Linked DNA regions of Homo sapiens: region 2 is linked to region 1. A link is a loop called in an ENCODE intact Hi-C map of the cell type or tissue named here. Cell type or tissue: PC-3. All regions are shown on one strand. Each heading gives the region's core, and the rest is flanking DNA. Links, peaks and the distances in the headings are about the cores only.

Evidence for each region. Hi-C counts contacts between places; a loop is a spot of excess contacts. Peaks named below come from ENCODE experiments on the same cell type or tissue, not always from the same donor. Only the 100,000 strongest peaks of a DNase experiment are listed, where the experiment ranks them.
Region 2: a loop joins it to region 1, with 8 times the contacts of the local background. A loop is called at or near these places in 4 of 110 quality-filtered maps.

The regions. Positions count from the first base shown.
Region 1 is chr11:111,274,445-111,290,425 of GRCh38, reverse strand. POU2AF2 (POU class 2 homeobox associating factor 2) reads right to left here. Exons shown (of 5, transcript NM_198498.3): 3 at 8,986-9,028; 4 at 6,049-6,350; 5 at 4,025-4,773. The coding sequence ends at 4,372. Among named protein-coding and RNA genes, the nearest start is that of POU2AF3, 16 kb to the left of the region's middle. In PC-3, for the core only: a CTCF peak has its summit at 6,982 (motif pointing left); a DNase peak (open chromatin) is centred at 6,995; H3K27me3 peaks cover 4,894 bases.
Region 2 is chr11:111,566,990-111,582,970 of GRCh38, reverse strand. No RefSeq gene overlaps it. Among named protein-coding and RNA genes, the nearest start is that of SIK2, 27 kb to the left of the region's middle. In PC-3, for the core only: CTCF peaks have their summits at 7,701 and 7,900 (motif pointing right); no DNase peak of the experiment used is centred there.

The sequences.
Region 1 (15,981 bases), core at 3,249-11,248:
TATGTTGGCGTGGTACATTGTTATGAAAAGGTGCGATTAGTCCCCACGTGTTGTAGAAAATTGGCTGGGCGCGGTGGCTCACGCCTGTAATCCCAGCACTTTGGGAGACCAACATAGGTGGGTCACTTGAGGCCAGGAGTTCCAGACCAGCCTGGCCAACATGGTGAAACCCCATCTCTACTAAAAATACAAAAATTAGCTGGGTGTGGTGGTGCATGCCTATAATCCCAGCTATTCAGGTGGCTGAAGAAGGAGAATTGCTCGGACCTGGGAGGCGGAGGTTGCAGTGAGCCGAGATTGTGTCACTGCCCTCCACCCTCCTCCAGCCTGGGTGACTGTCTCAAAAAAAAAAAAAAAGAAAGGAAAGAAAACAGAGAGGAATTGAAAGAAAAATGGGGTTGGATAAGGAAATAGAATTAATTTTCCTGTCATAATTTTGTAGTTTGATTTCACCTTTTAACAAAGTATTCCCTGAACAATAAAACAGAATCAAATTAAAATATATGTAAAACAGAGACACATTGTCAAACTAAACAGAATTCTTTTTGTTTTTTGAGACAGAGTTTCGCTCTGTCGCTAGGCTGGAGTGCAGTGGCGCGATCTCGGTCACTGCAACCTCCGCCTCCCAGGTTCAAGCAATTCTCCTGCCTCAGCCTCCCAAGTAGCTGGGACTACAGGCGCCTGCCACCATGCCCAGCTAATTTTTTGTATTTTTTAGTAGAGACGGGGTTTCACCATGTTAGCCAGGATGGTCTCGATCTCCTGACCTTGTGATCCACCCTCCTCGGCCTCCCAAAGTGCTGGGATTACAAGCGTGAGCCACTGCGCCCAGCCCAAACTAAACAGAATTCTTGAAGATCACTTATTATTTGGAATTATTAGCACCAGCCCTACTCCCCAAACCCCTTTTAGACTAGATAACTGAAGTGGACACTAGCAGGCATATGTGGGCCTGAGTGTGTCTCTTTTTTATAAGTTAATTTAGTCAAATGCTATGAAAGGGATAGGATGCTTTAAGAAGAATGTAAACATTGTCGTGCTCCCTGTATTTACCTCTGTTCCAAGGTCTGGTTGTTGAGCTCTCTTTGTCTGAGAGCCAGTGCATCTTCAAGTTGTTAGGAGATGAAGGAACACGTGAACATGCATAATATTCAGTGTCACCTCTCAAAAGAAGACATTTATGCAGCCAACAGACACATGAAAAAATGCTCATCATCACTGGCCATCAGAGAAATGCAAATCAAAACCACAATGGGATACCATCTCACACCAGTTAGAATGGCAATCATTAAAAAGTCAGGAAACAACAGGTGCTGGAGAGGATGTGGAGAAATGGGAACACTTTTACACTATTGGTGGAACTGTAAACTGGTTCAACCATTGTGGAAGACAGTGTGGCGATTCCTCAAGGATCTAGAACTAGAAATACCATTTGACCCAGCCATCCCATTACTGGGTATACACCCAAAGGATTATAAATCATGCTGCTATAAAGACACATGCACAAGTATGTTTATTGTGGCACTACTCACAATAGCAAAGACTTGGAACAAACCCAAATGTCCAACAATGATAGACTGGATTAAGAAAATGTGGCACATATACACCATGGAATACTATGCAGCCATACAAAAGGATGAGTTCATGTCCTTTGTAGGGACATGGATGAAGCTGGAAACCATCATTCTCAGCAAACTATTGCAAAGACAAAAAACCAAACACCGCATGTTCTCACTCATAGGTGGGAATTGAACAATGGGAACACTTGGACACAGGAAGGGGGACATAACACACCGGGGCCTGTCATGGGGTGGGGCGGGGAGGGATAGCATTAGGAGATATACCTAATGTAAATGATGAGTTAATGGGTACAGCACACCAACATGGCACATGTATACATATGTAACAAACCTGCACGTTGTGCACATGTACCCTAGAACTTAAAGTATAATAATAATTAAAAAAACAAAAAACAAACAAACAAAAATTCAGAGTCATAATCACATGAAAGTTAAAGTTATGTGGACACATATTCATGATTTACACAGCCACTACTGTGTTACTGATACCCAGTAAAATGGTAAGCAGTAGAGGACAAATCATTTTAAACTTTACAACACCAATCTAGGAAAATGACCCTGAGACCCTTGTGAAGACCTCTATATCTGCAGAGAGGGCCAGATCTCTTCTTTCTGATGCACAGGCCTGCTCTTCAGGTATGAGTAACTGCTGAATGACAGATGGTTCTACCAGCCATATTGGGAACCAAGACTGAGGTTGCAAGTCATGCTGGATTTAGGAAAGAACAGCTCCTTTCTTGCACTGTGAATGTTGCCACTTTTCACTGAAGAGCAAGCACTAAGCAAAGCAAAGTTCAGGCTGCCCAAAGGAGCTGGTGGAGGGGGAGGAAGTGGGGCAGGGGGCCTGGCAGTGCTGCCCAGGAGCAGAGAGCCCCACGCGTTCACTCTTGATCTACTCCCTGAAGAATGCTCTGCCTGGAGGGAGCCGAAAGGATGAGGTGAACGAAAGCTCACTACCCAAGCATTTCTGGTGGCACTCCATAAACTAGAAGTGAGTTTGCTTAACCAGAAAATACCTTGAAGGCCTGGAAAAAAAAGGAATATCAATTATTTGCTTGTAAGTGTGAATTAATCCCCTTGTTGGAATTTCTGGGCTTCTACCTTGCTGAGGTAGAGTATGGGACAGTCACAGAGGATGTGATGGAGATTGTGTTGAGGGTCTTTGGGCAACTAGAGGGAAAATGAAGGCCTTGGCCTCCAGAAGATGGAGAGAAATGGCATTGGATCAGGAGGGACCAGAGGGTGGAAAAGATGTGAGAATGAAGTGCAGAAAGACAGGTGGTAGGAAGCTAAGAAGAAGGGTGCAGGTACAACCCGGGGGCCTCCACTCATGCATCTGCAAAGTCTCAGTGTATACCAGGCATGTATGATGAGCTTGGCCGCAGATAGGCATGCTGGAATTATGCTGGGAACCCAATTAGCAAAGGAACCCACACCAATCCAATGTGGACAGATTCATGCTTCAGATGTCAATATCTTCATTGACACATAGTAAGAGCTGCACTTTTCCGACTAGTAAGCCACCAAATAGGAGGTGCTGTTTGTCAAGCCATCGGCTCACACATGGCAATATGTCCTTCTCCAAAGTCCTTTTGCTTCTTGGTGTTTTGTGGTCTGTTTCTTGCCAACAGCTTAGTCCTATTTTCTGTATTTTCTTTAAAGGGTATGAATTTGGTTGGGTGTGGTGGCTCACGCCTGTAATCCTAACACTTTGGAAGGCCATGGTGGATGGATAGATTGAGGTCAATAATTCAAGACCAGCCTGGGCAAATAGTAAGACATTGTCTCTACAAAAACTTTAAAAAAAAAGTAAAAAATAAAAACACTAGCTGGGCATGGTGGCATACACCTGGGTCCCAGCTACTTGGGAGGCAGAAGTAGGAGGATTCCTTGAGCCCAGGAGATTGAGGCTGCAGTGAGCCATGATTACACCACTATACTCCAGCCTGGGTGATAGAGTGAGACCCTGTCTCAAAAAAAAAAAAAATTTCCATTTGATTACAGAATGCCTATTTTACTCATTCATGCTGATAACTGTAGGTTTATTCCATCAGAGAGACAATGTCTGGTTTAATTAAGGCCATCACTGATCAAAGAAAATTTTTGGACTTTTTTGGATTGAACTAATTTGGGGACATTCTGGGCTTTAGGATAGAGTCAAAAAATAACTTTGTTATGTACAAAGCCATAGTTTCCTGATCTCATCCTATTTTATGGACAATAACATATTTATAGATTGTACCTTTTTTTTAACTGGGGTTTTACAAGTCACTATAATAAGCCATAAATATATGTATATGAAACACTTCACTCTTTCAAGTCACATGCTATAAAATGAGTTTTATGTGGTCATATCTATATTATATCCTATCCAGTGTCTTTTACTGCAGAATACACATAGTTTAAAACTAAGAAACATCTGACAGGAAAATCAGTATCTTTTATGATCTGCATAAACTTTTTAATGTAATTTAAGAAAAATCAGTGCCAAAAATGATACTTCAAAGATAACAGAAGATTCAGAACGTAATGGGTTACAACAGTTCCAAAAAGACCACATTGTAAGGTTATCTTACTAGAATACGGTCTCTGACACATTTAATTAACATTCTGTTTTATTTCAGTGGGGTTACAGTGGAGAGGATTACAAATAAATGCCCTCGTCCACTAACAAAGAGCAGCATTGAGGCTTATTCTGAAAATCCAGTCCTGAATGGGCTGACACACCTAAAACAATCTTTGGAATACACCTCAAGTTAAAGAAAAACCCAGAAGTCATTTGGCCCTCCCCTCAATAAGCTCTGCGGCATTCATATGACCCCCAGGCAATACTCCCATCTTCTTTCACCCAAGGGGAAGGGTCATGGAGGGAACCGGTGTCTGCTTCCTCATCTGGGGAGAGTGGCCCCACCTTGGGCGGTAGGTCATTTGACACCGTCATGAAAGGGGTGAAGGGGTAAGGAGGCGGGGTAGGGTACCCCGGAGTGTGGTGCAGATCTTCCAGAGCATGCAGCGAGTATGACTGAGCCCCAGCCAGGGATGACCCCCAGCTTGAGCCCCTGTGCTGGGCGATGCTCCCGGACTCAAGCTGGGAGAGGCAACTCGTGCTGGGTGGCAAGGTCAGCAGGGCATCGGCAGACACAGGGTCAGGCTGGCTGAGACCGTCAGGCAACGTCTGCTCCCATGAGTCCCTCTGAGGAGAATGGAAAGGCCACGGAGGTTATTCACTAGGTGACACTCTGATGATACATTGTGTGCTGCCAGACTGTGGCTTCAGGGCAGCCTTCGTCCCCTCTCTCTGCTGCCTGAAGCCTGGCTCTCAGGCTGCTCTTCTCTCCGGCTTTTGACACCAGCAGTGAAAGTTTTCCTCCCTTCCTACTCTAGAATTAGATTTGCTATAGATATTGAGATTCCTTTTCCCAGAAGACAACATTAAATGAGTGAAATGTGAGACTAATAAAATGCACATGTATGCAACATTTTACTGTGTGCAATGCACTCTGTCTTGGATTCTTTTTGAGTCTCCCATTAGTCTGGGTCCTAGAATGCCATTTACACAGTGGGGAAGGTCAGCGCTTGGCCCACTCCTCGGAGTAGGCCTTCAACTCCATGGTGAATTTTTGAGGGGACTGAGAAGCCCACTCTGTCCTCATTAAAGCAGGAGGAAAGAGGTAGGAATCCCGTAAGTTTGGAGCTAGAAAGATTTGGATTCATTCGTGGCTCCTCCTGACTCTGAGCCCGACATTGCTCATCTGTAAAATGGGACTTTCATAAATATATCCTGAGTTGTTGCAAGTATTGAATGAACACATCACATTTCCTGGCATAGAGTATACTTAATAATGTGAATTCTCATCCTCTCCCTTTTGTCTAAACTCCTGTCTTTAGAGCTTCATTACTTTGTGGTAGAAACCTTTACTATTCTCTATGAGCATTAGCAATCTTCAGATCTTTATGAACTCACCTGTTTGGAAGGATTGAGAGAGAACAAGGATTTTTAGGCTAAAAATGTGGGGAAGGGGAGGCAGGGGACTTGGAAAGAAAGAGGAGCCCTATGTACCCTCCTTGGGAGATTATGATCCATCTCATTACTGCCTAGCATGTCTGAGATGCAGCTTCAGTGTTCCTTCCTTAGGGGCTGCAGGAATGATGACGACTGGCACTAACAGGGTGGGGGAACATCAGGCAATATCAGTAGAGCATTAACAAAATGGATATAAATCCTGCTGCACATTCCTCCCGGTTCCAAGCCCTGCGTAGACGCTCCTGGCTGTCATGGCTAACAGGGATCCTTGAACAAGGCTCCCTCGGAGGGTGTCCTGGCATCTCTAGGCAGCTGCAAAGCAGCCTCTGGAGTCTACAGGGTGAGCCAGACCTGGCTTCAACCCGGATGCCAAGCACAGCGGCTGGCCAGAGGGCGAGCCTCGCCCCTCTTTTACTCCCTCACACGAGGTCTCTGCATACTCACAAATAGGAAGTGAGCTGGGTCTCCGGGGAAGGGCGGTGGCAGGAGCGGCGGTAGGGGCGAGGCGCTGAACAGAGAGCCCGCGTTGGGCGTCAGCGCCGGAGGCCGGTAGTCTCCGTAGGGCTCCTGGGGGAAGTAGGGCTCCAGGAGAGCCGCATGGCTCTGCCCTGCGGAGGACTCACAGGGAAACGGCTTCCCCACGCTGGAGGTGTAGACGTCATTTGAAAACTGTTTACTGTTGTGGAAGTCTGAGTCAGATAAGAAAGATCTTCTGACACCGTAGTAACCTGACGTGACCGGCGAACCTGTTGCCAAATGAAAAACACATGGGCAGAAAATTCCTCCCAGGGCGGTCAAGGCCTCGGTTGCAGCTGAGTCTCTGCCTGGGAAACGATGTTACTAACGCGTGCCTGACTCCAACGCTAACATGGAAATAGAGAAATGTCTTGAAAAGCGTGAAATATTCCTGCATTAGCCCAAATAACTAACGTTTGAAAACATTGTCGCCTTTAGGGGTGAGTTCATTTTAGACAGTACCGTGTCTGTTCATTCATTCACATTTACTGAGTACCTTCCCGGTGACCGGCGCTGTGCTAGGAAGACATAAATGAAATAATCTCTTGGCATTCATATTTTAACCAAGGAAGCATCTTTTTCACAACATCGGAGCTACCTCTCCATATACATAGAACTGTTAACAAGAGGTGCTCCTGGCCTGTTATCTGAGATCGCTATGTCTGGATAAGGTAACACATATAACCCCACCTCAAAGAGGCAGGCTGTACTCTGCCTTCTAATTCTTCACACATTGACCTTACACTGGGTCGCACGCCTGGCAGACATCAATAAATGACTTTCTTTAGGATTAGATGGCCACACAGAAGCCAATTTTAGAGGCCTGTAGTTTTAGGGTTTTGATGAGTTTTATGTTATTTGCTGCCCTCTTGTGGCCTCATGGACTCCTTCACTCAACTCACCAGGGCCCAGCACGTTTAGGAAGACAGTGCCGGCTACATAAAGTTTCCCTTGGTGGTGCAGGCTCGGTGGCTCACACCTGTAATCCCAGCACTTTGGGAGGCCCAGGCTGGCGGATCACGAGGTCAAGAGATTGAGACCATCCTGGCCAACATGGTGAAAACCCATCTCTACTAAAAACAATACAAAAATCAGCTGGGCCACCATGCCTGTAATCACAGCTGCTGTAGTCCCAGTTACTCAGGAGGCTGAGGCAGGAGAATTACTTGAACCCGGGAGGTGGAGGTTGCAGTGAGCTGAGATCTCGCCCAGAGCAAGAGTCCGTCTCAAAAAAAAAAAAAAAAAAAGTAAAAAGTTTTCCTTGGTGGAGAGAGGGAGGGACAGAAACTGATAAGAGCTTCATTTAAGGTAAGCCCAGCAGTGAAATGGTTTCCAAGGAAAAAGGTGTGTTTGCTCAACACTTTCTGACCCCGTAGCTCAGTTGTAGCAGAAAACACTGATCATTCAGAACATGTTTGAGGGCATAGACTTGAGGTCTATAAAACTGATGGTTTAATTGTTCCAGCTGGCCTTGGGTGTGATCTAATGCTAACACCAACACCCTTAGGTCATAGGTCACAAAAAGGCTGAACTGGGGAGAAGATATAAGTGCCTGTCTTCCTTACCTTACCCCAACCACAGCAGCAGACCACTTCTGAGCTTCTGATTCTATAGACACAGAATTCCAGCCCGTTCCACAGGATGTGGCACTTTATATTATGCTCATTCCTCTTTCACCTGAGTCACAATGATCTTTCCAGTCAACCTGCGAGCCCAAGGGGGCAGATCTCATGCCTTATACATTTTCTTTAAACCTAGTAGTATAACATTGTGTTCAAGAATGGCATGTGAATTTATTCATCCAGAAGAAGAAATCAAAATTCCCCATCAAAACCTGTGGCACGACTCCACTCACTTCACTTTCATCTTACATTCTATAACTTCTAACCTGCTCATGCATTTGAAAGCTGAAGTTAGGGTTTTCATTATAAGCATACTTCCTTGGGAAAAAATCTGTGCAGCTGAACCTTAATATAAATAAATAAGGTTCTGTTTCATACAATGAAATTATATTTATGAGAGCGGTTAAGGTTGAGAATATGAAAACAAGGTTTCCAGGCTCTCATCTATACTCCCAATTTCCAAATCAAAACAACCACGAAGAAAAAAGCCTCTGCTCTCTTAGCATGGATTTTCTCTGTACAAAGAGAAAGGATAATTTCTAGATAAAGAGAAGCTATGGAAATTTTTCTTTTTTTTTTCTGTAGAAGGCAGGAGATGCCACCAAATTTCAATGGCACTATATATGATTGGGAAACAACATACAGACATTTAAATATTCGGGATCCTCGATTGCTCTTATTCCTTTCCCTTATCCAGCTCTGAAGGTGATAAAACTATTAGGGAATGTGCCGCGTCTGAGTTGAACTAAATGAGATTGTCTTTGCCTGTGTGGTGTGTGTTTATACAAGAATGTCCAACAGTATTATTAGGAATTCCCCTTTTACATCCCCACAGGAGTATTTAATGAGACATAGGCATTGAAATGAATTCAAAATACTGAACCAAATGCCTGACTCCCTCTGCTCGCAGACGGCTTTCCCCTTTCTGTTTGAAAGCAGATGCCTCATCTATCAGATCATGGTGTCAGAACTTTAGACAATTTAAAACTGTATCAAGGGCATAATTTATATTGCCTTTGCCCCAAAAGCTTGGGATAAAAGGGCTGCTTTCAAGACAAAATGAATTTTAAATTCAGAAATTACTGCATGAGTTCTGTCCTTCGCTGATTTTGTATTTTAGACAAAACTATTTTAAAGGAGCAGAGTTTTGGAAGTGTTGTAAGGTCGTTATGAAAGAATGGAAGCCCAGATGCTTGATTTAAATTCAAAAGGGAATAATTGCTTATTGAATTAAAGTACTCACCTGGCATCTGCACAAATGGAGACTGAGAGGAACTGACGCTGCCCTGGAAGGTAAACAGAATTCAAGTGTTTTCTTTAGTTGTAAGTTTGAATTTAATAAAAATTAGGAATACACCTTATAAGCTTGGTTTTATGATATTCAGAAGTATTATCTGGGGAGTTGGGTTGACCCTCAGGTCAACTGAGAATAAGAATTCAAGTACCATAGAACAAAGTTTTACAAGGGACAAAGAGCAACCACACTTTTACATTTTGATAAACATGCCAGAAAGCACTGGCTGGATGAAATGTAGTAATTTATCCTTCATCTTCTACTGTTCCAGTTAACATTCCCTCATCCAATATATATTAAGTGACTATATATACGCATATCCAGTAGCCTCCCCTTACCCACGAGGGATATGTTCCAAGACTCCCCAGTGGGTTCCTAAAACTGAGGATAGCACCACACCTGATTGCCATCATGTCCTCCACCCACAAACTCAATGCCTTTTCCATCTTAGCTAAGAATTTATCATGCATTGTGGCCACAGTTTTGCAGTTCGAGGTGCAACAGCAAAACTCGCATGAATTTCTTTCGCCTTCTTCACAATTTCACAGACAAAAGATTTGTTCTTACCATACCAATGTCTGACCTCAGCATACATTTTTTTTCTTTCCTTATTAAGTTGAGAACGTTTACTTTTTCATTTAAAGGAAGCACATTCCGGCTTCTCTTTGGCATATCTAAATTGCCAGTGTCACTACTCTTGTGCTTTCGGGCCATTGTGAAATACAATAAGGGTGACTTGAACACAAGCACTGCCATACAGAGACAGGTGATCCAATCACTGAGTCGGCTACTGAGACACTAACGGGCAGGTGGTGTAGACAGTGTGGATTGGCTGGACAAAGGTAAGATTCAAGTCCTGGGCAGCACAGAGTGGGACTGAATGAAATTTCATCACACCACTGAGAAAGGCATGCCATTTAAGATCTAGAAATTGTTTATTTCTGGAATTTCGCATTTAGTATGTTCAGACTGCAGTTAACCATGAGTAGCTGAAACCTCAGAAAGGGAAACCATGGCTAAGGGGCGCCTACTGTATGTGTGTATGTGCATACATGCACTTAGTGTTTGGCTTCAGCACTGAAGGGCCACTTCAATGTTTACTGTCTGAATCCATGTGGAGGAAGAAGCTCCACCAACTGTAGGGACCTTGACTGTGATGTGCCCTCAGTGCCTAGAACAGGGTGTAGTTCATAATAGACGTAAGAAAAATATGTGGAATGAAGACACAATCTTCAAAGAACCCACAGGCTAGAGAGCAGGGAGAGGTTGGGGAATGTGGTGGGTTGCATTATGTGCCCCCTCCAAAAGATATATATATATATATATATATATTTTTTTTTTTTTTTTTTGAGATGGAGTCTCACTCTCTCACCCAGGCTATAGTGCAATGGCACGATCTCGGCTCACTGCAACTTCCACCTCCCGGATTCAAGTGATTCTCCTGCCTCAGTCTCCTGAGTAGCTGGGATTACAGGCACGCACCACCACACCTGGCTACTTTTTGCATTTTTAGTAGAGATGGGTTTCACTGTGTTGGCCAGGCTGGTCTCGAACTCCTGACCTCAGGTGATCTACCTGTTTCGGCCTCCCAAATTGCTGGAATTTCAGGCATAAGCCACCCAAAGTTATATTGATACCTTAATCCCTGATACCTGTGAATGTGACGGTATTTGCTAATAGGGCTGTTAAAGATGTAACTACTTAAATTAAGATGAGGTCATATTAAATTAGGGTGGGTCCTAAATCTCATGTGACTGATGTCCTAATAGGAAGAGGAGAGGGACGCACAAAGACACAGATGCAGATGGGACAAGGTCATGTGAAGACAAAGGCAGCAGTTTGAGTGATACAACCTCAAGCCAAGGAACATCGAGGATCACCAGTGACAACTGCCAGCTAGGAAGAGGCAAGGAAGGATTCTCCCCAGAGGCTCCAGAGGGAGCATGGCCCTGCTGACACCTTGATTTTGGACTTCTAGCCTCTAGAGCTATCTATGAGATGATACATTTCTGTTGCTGTAAGTCATCCCATTTGTGGTAACTTGTTACTGCAGCCCTAAGACACCAATACAGGGGTGATTGATGACAAAACAGAATATTCGGTGTAGTATGAGAAGTGGCAGGGTCAGGGAAAGATGGGGTGATGCGGGCACCTAAACTGGTGTCAAGAATGGGGTGGGAGACACATCTTGCAGGATGCAGTGCCTAAGCTGACCTCTGAAGGAAGAGTATCTAGGCGTGTAGAGTCTTAAAATACGCAAATCATGGCTCCGAGATGTCCTGGAGCAAAGTAAGTGGAGAGGGTGTAGCTTCTGTGGAAGTTAAGAATCCTCAACATCCAGTTCATTGAATCCGAGCTCTTTTGCAGTGACTTTAATGATTCTATAGACTCTCAAGAGTTGGAAGAAATTTTATAGAGTCTCATTCAATGATTACATTCTCTCCATATTACTAACACCAGGTGCATCTAATATCCAGGCACACAGAACTTAGCACCCTCTGAGGAAACCCATTTCTTCTTTAGGAACTTTTACCAATTACAAAGTTGGCTGGAAAGAATAACTTTCTAGTTCTAATCCCTTTGGTCTTTATAGAATAAGTTTAACACTTCTTGCATACACAGCCCTTCAAATATCTGAAGACAAGCCTATGAAAAATACCATAGACTGCATGGCTTAAATAACAAAAATTTATTTCTCACAGTTCAGGAGACTGGAAGTCTGAGATCTAGGTGTGGTTTTTAGTGCGGGCCCTCTTTCTGGTTTGCAGAAAGCTGGCTTCTCACTGTGTGTTCACATGGCTGAGAGAGAGAGAGAGAGAGAGAGAGAGAGAGACAGAGAGAGAGATCATCTCTCTGGTGTCTCTTCTTATAAGGACACTAATCCCATTAGAGGGATTCACCTGCAAGATCTAATTACCTCCCAAAGGCCCCTTCTCCAAATGCCATCACACAGGGGATTAGCACCTCAACATTTGAATTTTAGGGGAATGCAAACGTGCAATTGCAATCTGTAATATCAACCTCGAGTTCGAACTTCTCCAGGCAAAATATCTTCCAACAACTCAGAAGCAGCATGGTAATTAAGAGTAAAGCCTCTGGAACCAGAGTGACTACATTTGAATCCCAGCTCTACCTCTTATTAGCTGTGGGATCTTGGGCACATGAAGATTAAATGAGATTATTACATCGAGCACTTAGAATAGTGTCTGCCACATGGTAAACAGCATATGTGCCTTAGCTATTATTACTATTATGCATTTGTTGGTTCCTTCAAATCTGTGGTATATTTCTCCAAACCTTTTGATTTATGGGTTTTCCTGTTTAATATTTTAACACTTTTAAGTGGCAGAAGGGAACTCTCGGGCATGTAATGGTCAGAAGTAGGTCCCTTAATATTTCTATGAGAAGGAAAGGGGCAGTGATTAAATCACAGATGCACTTGTATTTGGGCACATATTCCCATGTAGCAGGCGCCCATGTTATCCAGTGTTACCCTCCCATTTTCAGCTCTGTGGTGTGGCTGGGTCTTTCCTTGAAGATCTGTGCCAACACATATGTCTTCTGGCTTCAGCCTCAGCCTCCTTCCAGGTTAAGTAGGATGTGCCAGGGGGTGGTAGCTGTCCTGGGTGCCGCCCAGGGAGATGTCCCATTGTTCTTCTCCCACCTTCTCTTCCTGCCTGCTTCCCTTAAACTGCTCTGGCCAAGGCTGGGGCCAGGATCAAGGCCCCTGTGAGACACAGCACACATGCCCAATCCGATGAGCATCAGCATCAGCACCCTATTTGCCCTCAGCATGTTAGCCATTTATTTATCAGCTGGAGTGGCTCTGCCTCCTGCCTCTGCCCCAGGCAGGGAGAGAGCCCAGTCTATGTCATTGTGGCTGACACAGCCCCTTCACCTTTTGACATATCTGCTCTAAAAGTTTTTCTGTCTTTCTCCTCTACTGCCAGCAATCTCCAGCATCTTCTACGATGCCTCCTCCATCTTCTGCCCAGGCCTAATTATTACTGTGGAACTGACAGTACCGACTCCTCCCCAGCCCAATTTTTATACCAGAAGACTCTACAAAGATTTCACAATTAAAGGTCTAGTGGATTTTATTTATTACTTGATGAAGCTTTTTGTACTCTTGTCTCCTATGTGATTTTGTTCTCTACCTGCTGTGGAAATTGTACTCTCTGTTTTCATTCTTTATGATTACCCTTACAATTTTACCATGTATATTTAACAAAACCTACAAACAATATCTTAAACCTGCAATTGACAGATAAGAACTGTCCCTCTTCTAATTTATGGGTGTGCTATTCTCTTTTCTTTTAGCTTGTTTTTTGTTATTAAGCTGTCACAAATTAGACATCAATATCATCATTTAATTCAGTAATTCTGTATTAGATTTACTAATTTGAATTAAGGTTCAAATGTCTACCATTTGCTTTGCTTATTCCTTTCCCAGACTTTCTTTCTAGGTTCATTTCCTTCTTCTGAAGTAATTTTTTGGAAAATTCCTTAAGTGTCAGTGGTGTTGACAGTAAACTCTTTCAATTTCTATTTATCTGAAAATATTATTTGTTTTGACTTTGTATTTGAAAGATAATACCGCTGGATTCACCATTTTAACTTTGTAGTTTTTTTTTTTTTTCTTAGCACTTTGAAGATGTCATTCCACTGTCTTTTAGCTTCCACAATTGCTGTTGAGGCGTCTGCTATTGGTCTTTTATACCATTATCTTTTTTTTTCTTTTTTTTTTTGTGATGGAATCTCACACTGTCACCCAGGCTGGAGTGCATTGGCACAATCTCAGCTCACGGCAACCTCCGCCTCCTGGGTTCAAGCGATTCTCCTCTCTCAGCCTCCCAAGTAGTTGGGACTACAGGCATGTGCCACCATGTCCAGCTAATTTTTGTACATATATATATATATATATATATATATATATTTTTTTTTTTTTTTCTTTTTAGTAGAGATGGGGTTTCACCATGTTGGCCAGGATGGTCTCAATCTCTTGACCTTGTGATCCACCTGCCTTGGCCTCCCAAAGTGCTGGGATTACAGGTAGGAGCCACCGCGCCCGGCCAGTATCTGCTATTGGTCTTTCAGTTATTCTTTGTGACAATCTTTTCCTTATTTCTGACTGTTTCCAATATACTCCCTTGGTCTTTGAGGTTCTTCAAGTTCACCTCATTTTATCTAGAGGCAGATTTCTTTTTATTTATCTTGCTTGATAGAATGGGCTTCATGAATCTAGGGATTCATGTCGTTCATAAATTCTGAAAAAATGTCAGCCATCATCTCTTCAAATATTGTCTTGTCTTTATTATGACTGTTCTCTCCTCCTGGGACTCTGTTTAGATACATGTTAGAACTTTTACTATTATCCTCAAAATCCCTTAACCTCTCTATTTTCTCTGTGTCTGTGATTCTTTCTTCTATATTTTGGTAGAGATTGGCATAGATTTCTTCAGATGTGTTTTCAGTTCACTAATTCTTTATTCAACTGTAGTTAATTTGTTATTTAACTCACACATTGAATTTTTATATTCATGATTTTATATTTTTTTATTTCTATAAATTCCATTTGATTTTTAGAATCTATTTGGTAAATTTTGACAGCCTCTTGTTGAGTGCTCATTATGTATTAAGTGTTATGTATTTTGTGTTCAGTAATTCTAATATATGAAAGTTCTGGGAATTTAAATTTATTGTCTATTGTTCATGTGGACTCACTCATAGTGGTTTGTTTTCTTACGCATGGGTGATCTTTGATTGAAACTCACATCTTGTTGGCCTAATCTGTGAAGATCTGGGGTCCTGAATTGAGGCTGCTTTCCTCTAGAAGATTTATGTTTCTATCTATGGGGAGCCAGATGCCTTCCAGGTTCCCCACATTAATCCTGGAGTCCAAGGTTCAGCCTCCCAACCCTGGCAACAGGTCAAGAACCAGTCTTCACATGTAAAGCCAATTGGACACCTGTCCTCAGGAAACCTGTCTTTTTGGAATGATCACCTTCTCATCATTTGGTGCTTTGCTTTCTGCTCAAACCCTTTTTCAATCTCCCATGCCAACTTCTGCCCCTACCCCCAGCTTTGGAGATTTCCCTTACTTTCTGCTAGCTCAACAACTCACTAAAATTTGTATTATGTAAGATCCAGTTTTGTTGTGGGAGAGTTCTTCTCAATCCCCTAATACCAGAGTTGAATCTGTAAATATTGAGCCTAGACGTAGATACCTTCCTGGTTTTAACACAGCACAAAGCTTTTATTTTTCCATGACTCCCAACATTTTCCAGCAGACATTTAAATTATAACAGAAGTAATTCATAAGCACTTACTTATAGTAATTTCATAAACACACTGTTGGCCATTGCTATGGTCAACTGTGTTATATGTATCATCTCATTTAATTCTCACGACCATCCCAGAAGATAAGTAATATTATTCTCATTTTGCCAGTGAGGGAACCTAAGCATAGAGAGAATAACCTGATTTCCCTTCTAGGAGAGGATTGGTTGTGGCGATGGTGGTAGTCGGTGGAATTAGACAAGGGCCTTTCTGATATCAGAGCCTGTTTCTTAACCACCGCACCAGTCTGCTTTGGAAGCATTTTAATAACTCAACAATTAAAAATAGAAAAGCATCCTAGTTTGAAAAAATTTAGTATAATGGAGACTTAGGGACATCCAGAGAGATCATTTATTATATAAATTATATAAATTTATATATTATATAAATTATATAAAAGCTCACAAAGAGGATCGGGTGGGGTGCTTTCCTGTCTGTCTGTCTGTCTATCTGTCTCTGTCTCTTTCTCTCTCTTTCTTTCTTACACACACACATGCACACACACACACATCCTTAATCCTTTGAGTGACATTCTACTTTTGAAGGGGTCAGCTTTATTGAGATGTAATTTACATATAATAAAATTCACAAAATTTAAGGGTACAA
Region 2 (15,981 bases), core at 3,476-11,475, 290 kb before region 1:
TAATAAACAACTTACTAGGACAAGAGTTCAGATTAGTATGCCTAGGAAAGAATTGAAAGAAGACAGTTCCTAATGGCCAGGCGCAGTGGCTCATACCTATTTGTAATCCCAGCACTTTGGGAGGTTGAGGTGGGCTTGATCCCAAGAGTTTGAAACCAGCCTGTGCAACATGGCAAAACCCCATCTCTACAAAAAAATGCATAAATTAGCAGGACGTGGTGATGCATGCCTGTAGTCCCAGCTACTTGGGAGACTGAGGGAGGAGGATCTTTTGAGCCCAGGAGGTTGAGGTTGAGGCTGCAGTGAGGTGTGATCACACCAGTCACTGCACTCCAGCCTGAGCAACAGAGCAAGACCCTGACTAAAAAAAAAAAAAAGAGGGTTACCTTCATTTGAAAAGGCATTACACCATGTTGCCAGCTTAATTGATTGTTTTTGTGTATGCTACTAATGAGACCAAATCAATCATTCTATCCCTGCATGGACTGGTTAATTGAGCTCTTTTTCTTTGCTAAGATGTCCCAACCTTGGCCAGCCTTGCTGGTGTGTAACTGCTTGGTCATTAGCAAGAGTGCAGGAGAGAATGTGGAAGGCACAGCACAATCTAACAGTGCTTTGGAAAAACAACCAAACAGATGTTTCCACTAACAGTGGATAAGAAGCACTTCCTTCCTACAGATCTGTGCTCAGTTCTCTGCATACAGATCTGAGTTCTCAGTTCCACCAAGGTATACTGTGAAAAAGGAGTGAGTTTCATCTCCTTTTCTGTCCCTCTTTGCTCTATTTTCTTCTGCAGCATGGGAGAGTTAATACTAGAGAGAAGAGTCAGAGTGCTGAGGCAGGAAAAAAGAAACAAATATGAGGGGTTAGTGTCCTGATGCTGGTCCTGGTTAGGGCACTAAGTAGCTATGGACCTTAGATTAAGTCTGCTGAACTTTTCTAGGCCTCCTTTTCCTCATTTGTAAAATCAGAGTTTTGGTTTAGATGATCTCTTAGGTTCCTTCTAATTCCAATATTCTGGATTATTTTGAACATTTTCCTGCAAAGTTTTCCTTTACTTTTGTAACCCCCTAATATGCAAACTTAATGACATTCAAAAATGGTTTACTGAGGTGGCTCTCAGGAAACTTCTTAGGGTCAACAAGTTCCAAGCTTCTCAAAATAGAAGGATTATACCTTCTAAATAGAAGGATTATGTCAGAGTCCTGATTTTGAATTAGAAATATTGATATAATGAATGATGTGTATTAAAAAGATAATTTCCTAGTTCTCTCCCCTGAATAGGCCTAGAAATAGAGATCAAACTGCAGGCAACAAGCACTCCTAGCTCCCAGACAGAGATCTCTATTTACTAGTTTTCTCTAAAAGTAATCAAGACATGTAGCGGATGCTGTGGTTTGCCACCCAGATTCTCCATTCAGAACTGAGGCCTGGGATGCTGGGAACAGTGGTGGCTGTTGGCTGTCCCTGAATCACTCTCTGGGCATTGTCTTAAACCAAGGTTTCTTAGTCTCAGCACTATTGACATTTTGGACTGGATAATTCTTTGTTGTTGGGGACTGTTCTGTGCATTAGAAGATGTTTAGTAGAATCCCTGGCTTCTACCCACTAGACACCAGTAGCACCCTACCCATGGCTGTGACAACCAAAAATGTCTCCAGGCATTGCCAAATGTCTCTGGGGGACAAAGTGCCTTGATTGAGAACCACTGCCCTAACATGAAGAGAGTCACCTCACCCAGGGTTATACCATTCTCCCCAGAGGCAGCCCATATCTAATGACTGGTTAATGTGGATTATAAAGGTCAGGCTCTCTTGCCTCAAAGCAGGACATCTTACAGGGCTAGACCATCTCCAGTGTTCTGTGTGGAATTGGCTGTGACTGTACTGTGGTTCCACTGCTTTCTCTGCCCAGTCCTACTTTTGCCCCTCCCCCATAGGTGTTAATTCTAAGGGCAGTCCCTTAAATGCATGTAAATATTCAACTCAGAGTCAATTTCCTGGAAGAACCCAACTTGAGACAGGTCTTCTTAGAGAAATGGCTGATTCCAGGTTTGAAGCAGAGGATATGCCAGATAAACTTGGAACATCTTGTGATACCAGAAAGCAAGGAAGCAAGCTATGAAAGATTACTAGGATCATGTCAAAAGGACAGGAGTTAATTTACATACTCTTTTCTTGGCCACAGGTGTTCAAAGATGAACATCTGTAATGATTGATGCTTAAATTCATGACATAAAGATTTTTAAAAAGTCATTGGTCACTTTGAAGAATGCAAGGAACTACCTCTTAATTTTAAAAACTGGTAAATAAAATAAGCATTTTTTCCTGTCTTTCCTATATTGCCTATATCAGATAACCAAACAACTGATGAAGGGGAAGGCTCAAGTTAATAAAAAAGAAAGGATAGAAGTAGAATATCACCATTTTGCAGTCTTCAAAGAGGTAATGACCTCTTTCAAAGAAGCAATGATCATCAGTGGCTAAGAACAGCAGAAAAAGAAACAACTGGATATCATGGACCTCCTGCTAGACACCACCACAGTGCAGTGGTCTTGTGGGGAGTGTTGGGAGCAGTTCACAAGGCTGCCCTTGCTTCTGGCATCAACTGCAAGTTTGGGGATTCTCAAAACCACACTTAGTTTTGATAATTTGCTAGAAGGACTTGAAGTCACTAAAAGTTGTTATACTAATGGGTATGGTTTATCACAGCTAAAGGATACAGATTAAAAGTAGTCCGGGAAAAGAATCACATAAGGCAAAGTCTAGAAAAGTTCCAAATATGGATGTTCCAGTTATCTTCTCCCTGTGGAGTTGTATACACCATTACTTTCCCATTATCAATGTATGACAATATGCACAAATTATTGCCAAGCAGGGAAATTCACCTGAGCCTTCCTGTCCAGAGATTTATCTGGTTGGCTACCCACATGACTTCTCCATCTCCAGCCCCTCCAGAGCTGATTGCCGAGTATGTGTGACCCAAACCTCCCGCTCTGTATCACACCATTACACTATCCAGTTTAACCAAGGCCTGCACACGAACAAAACCACTCCTATCATGAAATTCCAAGGGTTTAGAAATTACCTCCCCAAATACAGGGCAAAGGCCAGACCCCTTTTTGGACAAGATTAGAGTCTTTTCTACACATCTGCAAAACAAACAAACAAAAAAGATTGAGCCTGAATCTAATTAAGCCTTTAGATTCAACTAACAATTTACAGGAAACAGGGATAAAGAACATTTTAAGTTACACCATAGCAAATTCAGGCCAATTGACCTGGTATCTTCAACAAAAAGTTGCAAGAGGAAAAAGGGGATGGAAGAGAAACCTATAAATTAAAGTAGAATTAAAATACATATTGCTCAGTTGCAATGTATTGAACCTTATTTGGATCCTGATTTAAATAATGAAGTTGAAAATGCTCAGAATTAGGGTAATGTGAACTCTGGTTGAATATTTTATGATGTTAAGGAATTAATTTTTGCATTAGATAATTGTTATGATCATGTTTAAAGATCAAAAAAGAATCTTTATCTTTTAGAGATTCTTATTGAAATATTTACAGATGAAATGAGATAATGTTTGGGATTTGCTTCAAAATAACCTGGGGATGAGTTGGTAGTGGGTGGGGTTTTGGATGGAATGAGACTGGCCATGTGCTGTAAGAAAACAAAAAAATTGGGTTGTATGTTAGTTCACATGTTCATGCTTTCCATTTTGAAAAATGTGAAATATATATGTGCTAGAGCCTGTGGGACTCAGGAGGCCTTCACTGAGCCTTGCTTTTCTGCTAAGGTACTTGTGTGCAATAGACTGTTCTTAGTTGCTCACCTCTCCATTTTCTCTGGGCCTTTGAGGGAGCAGATGTTGATTATTTTGGTTGAAAGCTGGAACTAGTATTCATGGTGGTTGAGGCCATACAGTTGTTGCAAAGAGATACAGATGCATACACAAGATAATGGATATGTTTTGTCTATTGATTTTTCTTAAATTTTTTTTTATAGAGATGGGGCCTATGTTGCCCAGGCTGGTCTCGAACTCATGGACTCAGTCCATCTGCTCATCTTGGCCTACCCAAAGTGCTGAGATCACTGGTGTGAGCCATTGCACCTGGCCCCATTTATATTTCAAGAGCAGCATTATATTTCTACTAAGATGGTAAATTTAATGTGGATAAACATTACCTTGTAATATTCTGGTAAGATCAATATATTTTGAAGTTAAAATTTAAAGCCTCATGTTTGCCATTTAAGGATGTATATTTATTTTTGTATGTTTAACTGCATTTTGTATGTCTAAATAGTGGAATATTAAATTTATTGAGAAAAGGGAACTTTAAGTGATAAGGAGGAGAAAGCCAAGTATTTCAGAAGAACATTGAGCTTTGAGTATACGATCTCAACTTGTTAATACTAACAAGTGTATTAGTCCATTTTCACACTGTTATAAAGAAATGCCTGTGAGGCTGGGCATGGTGGCTCACACTTGTAATCCCAGCACTTTGGGAGGCCAAGGCAGGTGGATCACCTGAGCTCAGGAGTTCAAGACCAGCCTGGGCAACATGGCGAAACCCCATCTCTACAAAAAATACATAAATTAGTCCGGCATGGTAGCATGCGCCTGTAGTCCCAGCTACTCAGGAGGCTGACCAGGAGAATCACTTGAACCCGGGAGGTGGACATTGCGGTGAGCTGAGATTGCGCCACTGTACTCCAGCCTGGGTGACAGAGCGAGACCCTGTCTTGGAAAACAAAACAAAACAAAAAACAAAAACAAAAGAAAGAAAAAGAAATGGAAATGCCTGAGACTGGGTAATTTATAAAGGAAGGAGGTTTAATCGACTAACAGTTCCATGTGGTCGTGGAGGCCTCAGGAAACTCACAATCAGGGCAGAAGGGGAAGCAGGCACCTTCTTTACAAGGTGGTAGGAGGGAGAGAAGTGCTGCAAAGGGGGAACTTCCAAACACCTATAAAACCATCAGCTCTGGTGAGAACTCTCTCACTATCACGAGAACAGCATGGGGGAACCACCCCCGTGATCCAATCACCTCCCAGCAGGTCCTTCCCTCAACACAAGAGGATTACAATTTGAGATGAGATTTGGGTGGGGACATAGAGCCAAACCATATCACAAGAAATAACAAAAAGTTTTTCTGTGTGCAACTAGCAGAGATTCCAGGTATCACTAAAATATACTTATTTGAAGCCTGATAACATTTTGTCTGATTTTTAAATCATTCACTGAAATAATTTTTAAACAAACTCTACTTCTGAAAAGACTACAATTCCTAATATTGTTACACACTACTGTGTATTTTCACCATAACAAAGATTGTAACCATTTCGCATGTTTAGGCACTTATGATTTATACTCCCATCTTGTCTCCTTTGACAATTTTTTTTTTCCTCGAGATTGAGTCTCACTCTGTTGCCCAGGCTGAAGTGCAATGGCGTGATCTCAGCTCACTGCAACCTCTGCCTCCCAGGTTCAAGAGATTCTCCTGCCTCAGCCTCCTGAGTAGCTGGGATTACAGGCGCCTGCCACCACACCCAGCTAATTTTTGTATTTTTAGTAGAGACGGGGTTTCGCCATGTTGGCCAGGCTCGTCTCAAACTCCTGACCTCGTGATCTGCCCGCCTCAGCCTCCCAAAGTGTTGGGATTACAGGCGTGAGCCACCGCGCCTGGCCGACAACTTTTTAGACTGGCTTTTCTCATATTCTGAATAGTAAAACTGTTAATATATCTTTTACAACCAAACTGTCTTTGAGGTTTCTTTCTTAGACAACATCAAAGTTTATTTTCTCATTTTGTAAAAGGAGGGTTGCCGGAAGTCATTGAATATACTTGGAATTCTCTGTATTTGTGACGGCATTTGCCAAGCCCATAGTATAGGAACGGTTGGCAAACCAACTTCCCTAGGTCAATTATATACAAAAATATACAAAGCATGTTATTAATATTTGGTCAATTATATACAAAGCATGTTATTAATATTAAAATGAACATGTTTCAGCAATTGTAGTCTTTCAGGACAGATAGAGCATACTCAAGGTAATGTGTGAAGACTGGCACAATAACTGTCGGCAAGACTTAGTCAACGTTTCTGTTTTAAAATACTTGTGTCAATTGGTTACCAAAAAATACACATTGGGATAAATTAAAAAGTCCTGGAGATCTGTCAATGCCTTTGTTGTCTATAGGATGTTACTACTTTCGGAGCAATTGTTGATTAAATCCTTTAAAAATACTTGTACATTATGTCTCATTTTTCTTATTGTAGATACTATTAATTATTATAGTAAATTAACCCAAGCCATTCAGTCTTGTCGTCAACAGGTAGTTTCTTCTTTTCCTTTGCAATTATCTAAACACCCTTGATATTAATCAATAAATTAATAATGGAGTCTCTGGAAGAAACATCAAGGGGATCATAACCTCAGCAATGGCCTCAAATAGGTTCTTTTAACTATTGACACTAAATGGAACAGATTCATGGACACAGGCTTTCCAGTATAAGCTGACACTGTCACCTGAAGCCCATGGTTGGACTGTGTGACTGAGCATTTCTAGGACCTTTTATTTAGTCTAAAAGCAGATGACTTTGTGATAGTAGGGTTACTTAAACCAAGTTCAGAAAACAAGAATTAATGATGCAGGATGGAAAGAAATTAAGATGAAAATTCACTTGGGGCTAATCTATATTCTGTTTGGCAAATGAGAACAACACCCCTTTTCTTTCTTCTTGATCTATCACTAATTCTCGATTTAATAAACAAACCCTGTACGAAGTGGAACAAAACATTCTTTAAATGGTATCTCATTACAACTGATGTCTCAGAATTCAGAAAAAAAATCTATAAAATATCTTAGGGTATAGATTATAAGTGAATAAATAAGAGAAAAATCTAAGAAAACTGATTCTGAGAAAGAGTGACACACATTGATTGGCTTGTCTGTAAAACTGCATGTAACAGTGGTTATTATTGAAGTGCCATTTGTTGCTTCACTTTATTTTTTATGACCATGTCATTATTTACATAGGGTCAGTACACCTCTGTCTTGGGATATGGTTAGATAAAGAAAATTTGTCACGTTACCATGCAAGAAATGTCACATTTTAAAACAAGTCTGACTTAATGAGGCACGACAAGCTGACTTTAAGAAACAGGGACTGGGCCGGGCGCGGTGGCTCACGCATGTAATCTCAGCACTTTGAGAGGCTGAGGCAGGAGAATGGCTTGAACCCAGGAGGTAGAGGTTGCAGTGAGCCAAAATTGCACCATTGCACTCCAGCCTCAAGAGCAAAACTCCATCCCCCCTCACCCCCCCCCCCCCCAAAAATAAGACACAGGGACTGTACTTGATATGTGGAAATGATGCCCACAACATCCTCCCAGGAAACTTACCTTGTACCTGCTCTCTGGCTAGTGAAATCTCAGCCTTACAGTTAGTAACGAATGCCACTTGCTGACATAGCAGGAACATTGACAGACTTGGGGACCTCAGAGAAGGAAGGACGTCCTAGTTATGTAGTTCTTGAGGAAAAGCGTGGTCCGGGCAAACTGGATGCCTTTTTTCTCCTAGACCTAGAAAGGACAAGCTGATTGAGAACAGCAATTCAAAATCATCTGCGAAACTGATGTGATCAAAATCTGACTAGGGGCTTTGTGAAGCCTCTAGACAGAATTTAATTCTCCAATCCTTCGTATTTTAAGGCTTTAATTTTTAAAACCATACAGCAAAGAAATCTCCTAGTGTTAATCCACACCTTTTGTAGCAACTATATAAATTTAATTGGTCAAAGAGAAAAACCCATCAAGTTAATAATATGGATCAGAACATTTCTGAACAAACCCGTGTAGTCAAATTATCTACACTTCTGGCAGCCCCTGGCCAGAAGGAGGGGCTAAGGAAGCATGAATGATATCTTGCCTTGCTGCTGTCTTCACTTAGCACATTATATAGCAGTCACACACAAAACAAAAAACCCATCCCTGCCCCCGCAAAACCCCAAACACTTGACTTTCTTAAAAATACTAAAACAGGCAGAAACACCCTAACACTTTTCTCTAAATGAAGACCATGCCCTTTTTGTAATCTGCTACCCTAATGCAAACAATTTAATTCCTGATTGAATGGCGTGAACCCAGGAAGCAGAGGTTGCAGTGAGCCGAGACTGCACCACTGCACTCCAGCCTGGGCGACAGAGCGACTCTGTCTCAAAAAAAAAATAAAAAAAAAATTAATTCCTGATTTTGCAATATTAATATCAACATATAGGTGATAACCTTTGCAGATAGTGTAGTCATGTGAGGAACAGACTAACTGTACACTTGGTAACCTCTTGTGTTTTTCTCTAAAAGCCTGCTGTGTTCTTTGTTTAGATAGCCCAGTTGTTCTGAAGTATGATCTGCCTTACAGAATAGTGAAAGTAAAAATTATTTTCTTAATAGTTTTGTGTCTGAGTTCTCCTTTCACAATTGATAGTTGTCAAAGCTGGGTGAACGGTACTTCAGATCCTTTTAATCTTCTCTATAATTTTGTATATGTTCTTAAATTTCCACAATAAAAAATTAAAATTGTATATCAGGGCTATGCTATGTATCAAAGAGATATTGTCAGTGCTTTCCTATAAAGACACAAGACTTAGTCTAATTTTAACTAGTTTCCAAACTTAAAGGCTGTATTGAGGCTGTATTCAGTTTTAAAGCACGTGCAGCTAGTAGACATGACGAACCATCCCAAAGATAGTACTGCAGTTGGCAGCCTAGGAGCAAGGAAAGGTATCTTGTGTGGTTGTGTAGCTGGTGTTTTCTGACCTCACTAGTGAGGTTAGAGTCCTCAATGTTAAGCAGCAATGAAGGGAGCCAGAGTTTCCATGTTATTTGCTGCATTCAGCGTGCATGTCAAAAATAGATCCAAAAGCTATGGCAACTGAAAAATATTTGTTTTAATCAGTGTTTGGGAAACAAATGCTGGTATTTGGCTTCAGGGTTGGCTTCTTCAGCACTGATATTGGCAGATCCAATTCACAATAAAGTCCTACAGCACTTCTGTTTTTTTTTAAAATCCCATATGGACTTAATCTGTAAAACCTCCTGGCACATTTGCACGTTTTGGTTTCCTGGGAGGTTCCCGTGGATTTGTTTAACTCTGGTATCATGATTCTTTACTGTATGTTCCCTTGAAGTATAGGAAGAAAGAACACACTTGTTACATTTTTGTCATTTATATATTTAACAAATATTTATTGATCTCCTGTTGTGTGCAAGGCACTATTCTAGGCATTCTGGAAAGATACAAAAATGAATCAGGCAAATATGGTGATTTCAATTTACTTTCAACCCAATAAGGAAGACAAATTGTGGGCCAGGCATTGAATTAGGTGCTGGGGGTGCAGAGGTGAACAAAGTTCCTGACTTCATGTTGCTCCTTGAAATTAAGACAGATAAATACAGGGGTTAGAGAAGGGCTAATGGAGAAAATAACCCTGAAGCCAAGCTGTAAAAGACAAATTAGAGTTCAGACAAAGCAGAATGGGGCAGAAGGTATACTGTAAGAAAGGGAGCAGCAGATACACATAGGGGTCCTGGGATGGAAAATAGCCTGTATCCAGTTTATTTGAAGATCCAGTTTCTTTGCAGAGTCTTAGAATGGACTGGACTTTGGAGATAGAGTTATAGGAACCAAACTCATAATAGTGGGGTTTTTTTTTTGTTTGGTTTTGTTTTTGAGATGGGAGTTTTGCTCTTGTGGCCCAGGCTGGAGTGTAGCAGTGCAATCTCAGCTCACTACAACCTCCGCCTCCCTGGTTCAAGTGATTCTTCTGCCTCAGCCTCCCAAGTAGCTGGGATTGGAGGCACCCACCACCAAGCCCAGCTAATTTTTGTATTTTAGTAGAGACAGGTTTCACCATGTTGGCCAGGCTGGTCTCTAACTCCTGACCTCAGGTGATCCACCCGCCTTGGCCTCCAAAAGTGCTGGGATTACAGACGTGAGTCACTGCGCCTGGGCTCATAGTGGTGTCTATAATGAAATAAGTATCATGCAGACCAAAGCACCTATGTCCTATTTCCTTTTGTATTGTTAGATCTATGCAAGAAGCTTATTTATGTTTATAACATTGCCTTTGCAATCTTGCATCAGAATTGGGGGCTAGTTGCATGATTCAGAGGTTCCTGGTCTGTGATTGCTGATGCATGCATCTCTGCAATACACAGGGCGCTACCATTGGGAATAGATTGGCTAAAATTTGAGGGCCTTGTCCCTTAAGTAGTGTTGGAGGTACACATTGATTGCCATATTTTTTGTTTTTTTGTGACTCCCTACACTTGAATGTCTCCTTATAACTTTCAGGATTGTATCAGTTAGGGTCTTGTCAGAAAACGGAATTCATTTCGGATGGTTCAGAGGAAGAGAAGAGACTTTAATGAAAGTACCACTTGCAGATATATGGATAGGGTTAAGGAAGCAAACTATGGATGAGTTTGTTAGCAGCAGTAGGAAGCTGTTACCACCCTAGAAGGGGACAAGAAGAAAAAGTAGAGTTACTGGATTATAGTGAGAGCTAGAGAAAGGGCCAACTGGTGGAGACTGAACTGCAGAGGGTGCAACTACTGCTATTGATATGAAAGGAAAGCAGAAGCAATACCATAACCTTTCTTTCACTCCTCCTGCCCACAGCGGACCTGCTGGAGCCTCTCTTGCCCAAATCGTACAGGAAACCATCTGGCAAGGGAGCTGGGTGGTGCAGTCTGCAGGGGTCATCCTGCTAGGGCACAGAGCAGGTCAGAGTAGGATAGAAAATGGATGTGGGCAGGGATTTGGTGAGAGACGGTAAATAACGAATAATCAGCCTGGGCTGAAGTCCAAATTCCTCAGCAAGGCTTATGAATCATTTACTATCAAGCTCCTTGTAGCCCCTTCCGTCTTGTTCCCCCTCACCCTTTGCCACTCACCCACCCAACACTCCCAGCTCAATCATGCTGAACTGTTTGAAATTCTGCTTAGGTGCCACATTCTCACTTTGGGCATCCCCTCCTCCAGGAAGTATCTGCATCCTGGGCTCGCCCATATCCCTATCACAGCCCTATCATCATGTAAGTCATTGATGTTAATCTGGGTTTTTACTATATAACTGCCATGAGGGTAGAAGCTGTATCTTATTCACCATTGCACATACCCACTGTCAAGCACAGTAACTGTCATTTAGCAGGTGCTCAGTACGTATTTGTTGATTCACTGAATAGACACATGAATACCATTTACTCTGCAGCAACTACAGACCTAAGCCAGGCTTCACCTGCGGGTCATGCTCAGATGTCTTGGAGACACTTTTTCAGTTGCAAGTCATTGTCCATGTACAAATGGATTTCCATGGTTAAATTCTCATATGGCCCCTTTATTTCTAGGTCCTAGGGTATTTTCTGCTGTTGTTTCATACCCTTCCTATAAACAAAACATACTGAGAACCACGAGAAAGGCAGGAACAGGCCAAGATCTAAAGGACTTTGGAAGAGGAAAGAGGCTTTAAGGAGGATGTGGCACTTAATTGAGTCTTCACAGATGGGTAGGATGTGTCACATAAAGAAGTGAGGAAAGGACACTCCAGGCTGAAGAAAGAGGACAAGCGGAGACAGCAATGGGAAAATGCATGCTGAGTTTCTGGGAGAGCGAGTCTTGACTGGCATTACAGGAGTGGTAGTAAGGTTAGGTAGTTGGACCAGATCATCGAGGCCACTGGATGCTGGATTAAGGAGTTTGAACTGAATTCTGTAGACAGCAAGGAGTCACTGATGGTTTTAGATCAGCAGGAAGATGCTGGGACATCTGTCCATTTAGGAGATGCATTATAACCTTATAAATGGCCACCTTGTACCTATTACTAAAGTGATTGCCTATAAATCCAAGGGGCAGATGGGGCTGGCTTCATGTCTCATGCTCTCTCCTTCGCCTGGTTTCTCTGCTCATTCCCTTGGCAGCACATAATGGATGACACATCTTTGTATCCAGGAGCAGATTCTTAAAATTTATGAGGTGATAAGGATTTGTTGTTTTCGTGGGCATCTATCAACATAGGAAACATTCACCATTACGTTTAGTAGAAAAGCAGGAAATTATGAAGTTAGCTTGGCTTGGGGGGTGCGGGGGGACGGGGGCGGGACACAGAGAAAGGACAGATTGGTAGAAAAAAAGAGCTGATCCCAAGATGCTGAGAACTTATTGGTTGTTCAATGGCTCACTGACCCTGAAAAAGCCATTTGGAGCAAGCTCCTTTCTAGAAATAAAGAGGTGGGAAAACGTAATCTCTTCCAAAAGGGAGGCCAGTTTCTTTCTGGAAAACAAAACAGAACAGAACAGTCTTTCAAAAACATGGGCTGGCTAGTTGTTTTCTAGAGCAGAGCAACTTCATAGAATGTAAATATTTATGTTGGATCTCTCTGTATGGGACTTCATGAAATAAACAATATTTGATAGAAAGTGACTCAATCTTTGCATTTTCCTTTATGTCTGATTATTTTGTAGACACTTTTAAGAAGCACTGATTTCTGTGAAGAGATTCTAGACTGAGTATTTCTAGTAGTAAAATAAGGAAAAGAAATCGAAAGGCAGTTAGGAGGGTGGAAAATTAATGCTGGTGGCACTTGCCAGGAAAGGTTTTTGTCTCAATTTAATGCAATTATTGATTGCCAGTTAAGTGCAAGCCACTGCCCTAAGAGCTGGGGGTCACAACAATGAATAGGAGGTGGTTCCTGCATTTGGGTGGCCCAGAGGAAAGAAGTGAATTCTAAGGTGCGTTCGACTGTGAAGGATCCCATGGTAAAGTGTATGCTGCAGGCTGTGGGAGAAAACAAGAGTGGGCAAGTTTTGTCCAGGGGCTTGGGGAACCTTCCATGGGCTGCTGGGACTTTCAAAAAGCTCTTGGCCGGGCAAAGTGGAGGAGGTAGGACATCAGGTTCCTCCTTGTGCGTGCTAGTTGCCTCTGTCATGTCCCCTTGTGAGAGCAAGTAACGCACAGTGACATTTATTTCCAGCTCTGCTTCCCCAGTTGAATTGTAAATAGCTTGAGGGGAGGGCCTTATATATCTTTGTGTCCACAGTGTTGGAAACACAGAAGGTACTTAAGACATGTATGTCAGTGAAAAAATGGGAGGGCTTATGTGAAAAAAACGCAAGTAATTTCCACATGTGCTTTTATAAATAGAAAAAATAATACAAATTAAAAAAAATTACATCCCCGTTTGCCTCCACCGTGGGATACACAGCTTGGCTATTTGTGGAATGATTTGTGGAATGTGCAACAAAACCAAAAGGTCTCTTTGCCCTGCCCCTTACTGGTTGGGTGGTCTTTCTATCTCACTCATACAAATCACATCTACCTGAGCAATATTGTTATGAGGATTAACAAAGATGACGTTTGAAAGTACTTGGCACAGAGTGGGTGTTCAGTGAACTAATATTTCTTCTTGTTTATCATATCCCAGGCCCTGGGAGACAGTAGAAGTTGGATACATGTATGATAAACTAGTTCCAGTAGTATTCTCTCCAAGCCACTTTATTGTTTTCTGTGAGGAGAAACTCAGTGGAATTTCTTTCTTTCTTTTTTTTTTTTTGAGACCGAGTCTTGCTCTGTCACCCAGGCTGGAGTGCAATGGTGTCATCTTGGCTCATTGCAACCTCCACTTCCCAGGTTCAAGCGATTCCCCTGCCTCAGCCTCCTGAGTAGCTGGGACTACAGGTGTGTGCCACCACACCGGGCTAATTTTTATATTTTTAGTAGAGACGGGGCTTCACCATGTTAGCCAGGATGGTCTCGATCTCCTGACCTCGTGATCTGCCCGCCTTGGCCTCCCAAAGTGCTGGGATTACAGGCGTGAGCCACCACGCCCAGCCCGAAACTCAGTGGAATTTCTAAGCCTTTCTCCTTCACACCCCAACAGAAGAACTTCCCTCAGCAGGAGAAAGATCTGCGATTCTTTCCCCCTTCCCATTCTTTTTATTTTAAAAAATTTCTAATGGAAACTTTCACACATACATAAAAATGTATGTTGAGAGAAAATAATATAATGAACCACCATGTGCCTCTCACTTATTTAAAAAACAAGATCAGTTTGCTGATCTTGTTTCATTCATTTCTCTCTACCTTTTTTCTTGCTATAAGTAATTGCACTTTTTTGCCATTGAAAGTAATGGCAGGCTGGGCCCGGTGGCCCATGCCTGAAAACCCAGCACTTTGGGAGGCCAAGGCGGGCAGATCACCTGAGGTTAGGAGTTCAAGACCAGCCTGGCCAACATGGTGAAACTCTGTCTCTAATAAACATACAAAAAAAATTAGCCAGGCATGGTGCCATGCGCCTGTAATCCCAGCTACTTGGGAGGCTGAGGCAGGAGAATCGCTTGAACCCGGGAGGTGGAGGTTGCAGTGAGCCCAGATTGCACCACTGCACTGCAGCCTGGGCAACAGGGTGAGACTCCATTTCAAAAAAAGAGAAAGTAATGGCAGAGACCACAATTACTTTTGCACCAACCTAATAGCATATTTTAAAACAGGCCCAAGAAAGTGGGTCATTTTTTTTCCCCCAAGATGGAGTCTTGCCCTGTTGCCCAGGCTGGAGTGAAGTGGCGCAATCTCTGCTAACTGCAACCTCCACCTCCCAGGTTCAAGCAATTCTCCTGCCTCAGCCTCCTGAGTAGCTGGGATTACAGGTGCACACCACCACACCCAGCTAATTTTTGTATTTTTAGTACAGACGAGGTTTCACCATGTTGGCCAGGCTCGTCTTGAACTACTGACCTCATGATCTGCCTGCCTCGGCCTCCCAAAGTGCTAGGATTACAAGCATAAGCCACCACGCCTGGCCAAAATTGGGTCATTTTACTGTCATCTTTAACCGATAAGGCCTTTTATCTTTTATAAAACCACTATGTCATTATCACTCCTAATGAAAACAAAAATAAATCTTTAATTTTCTCTAATACTCAGTTTATGTTCAGATTTTTTCCAATTATCGCAAGATGTCTTTTTCTGATTAGCTTGTTCAAATCGGGATCCAAATAAGACCATCATATCCAAAATTCCTTTTAGTTAAAATTCCAATCCATCCTGAGAGTGGGGGTCTGCCCTAGAGGCAATTTGTGGCATCAACTTGGGTGTGGGACTTTTGGGGCAACCCTGGCAGGCAATACAATTGTCCGTGAGTATCTGCAGGATATTGGTTCCAGGGCCAGTGGATACCAAAATCCACAGATGCTCACGTCCTTGTTATAAAATGGTGTAATATTTGCATACAACCACATCTTGCTGTATATTTTATTTTATTTATTTATTTTTCGAGATAAGGTGTTGCTCTGTCACCCAGTCTGGAGTGCGGTGGTGCAATCGTAGCTCTCTGCAGTCTCGACCTCCCGGGCTCAACTGATCCTCCCACCTCAGCCTCTCTAGTAGCTGGGACCACAGGTGTGCACCACAACTCCTGGCTATTTTTTTTTTTTCTTGTAGAGATGGTGTCTCTCTGTGTTGCCCAGGCTGGTCTGGAACTCCTGGGCCCAAGCAATCCTCCTGCTTTGGCCTCCCAAAGTGCTAGGATTACAGGCTGAGCCACTACATGCAGTATACTTTAAATCGTCTCTAGATTACTTAAAATACCTAATACGATGTAAATGCTGCATAAACAATTGTTATACTGTATTGCTTAGGGAATAATGACAAGAAAAAAAAAGCCTGTACTGTACATATGCTCAGTACAAATGTAACCATCTAGGCCGAACTCCAGTAACAACATAACATTTTCTGGGTTTTTTTTCCAAATATTTCCTCTCTTTTTTAAAAATTTTTTTCTTTTTCTTAGCATTCATTTTGCTTTGTATTTTCTGAATATTTTCCATCCATGGTTGGTTGAATCCTTGGATGCAGAACCTGAGAATGAGAAGGGCAACTGTATTCCCTCCTGTTTTCTCTATCATACGTGCAATAGA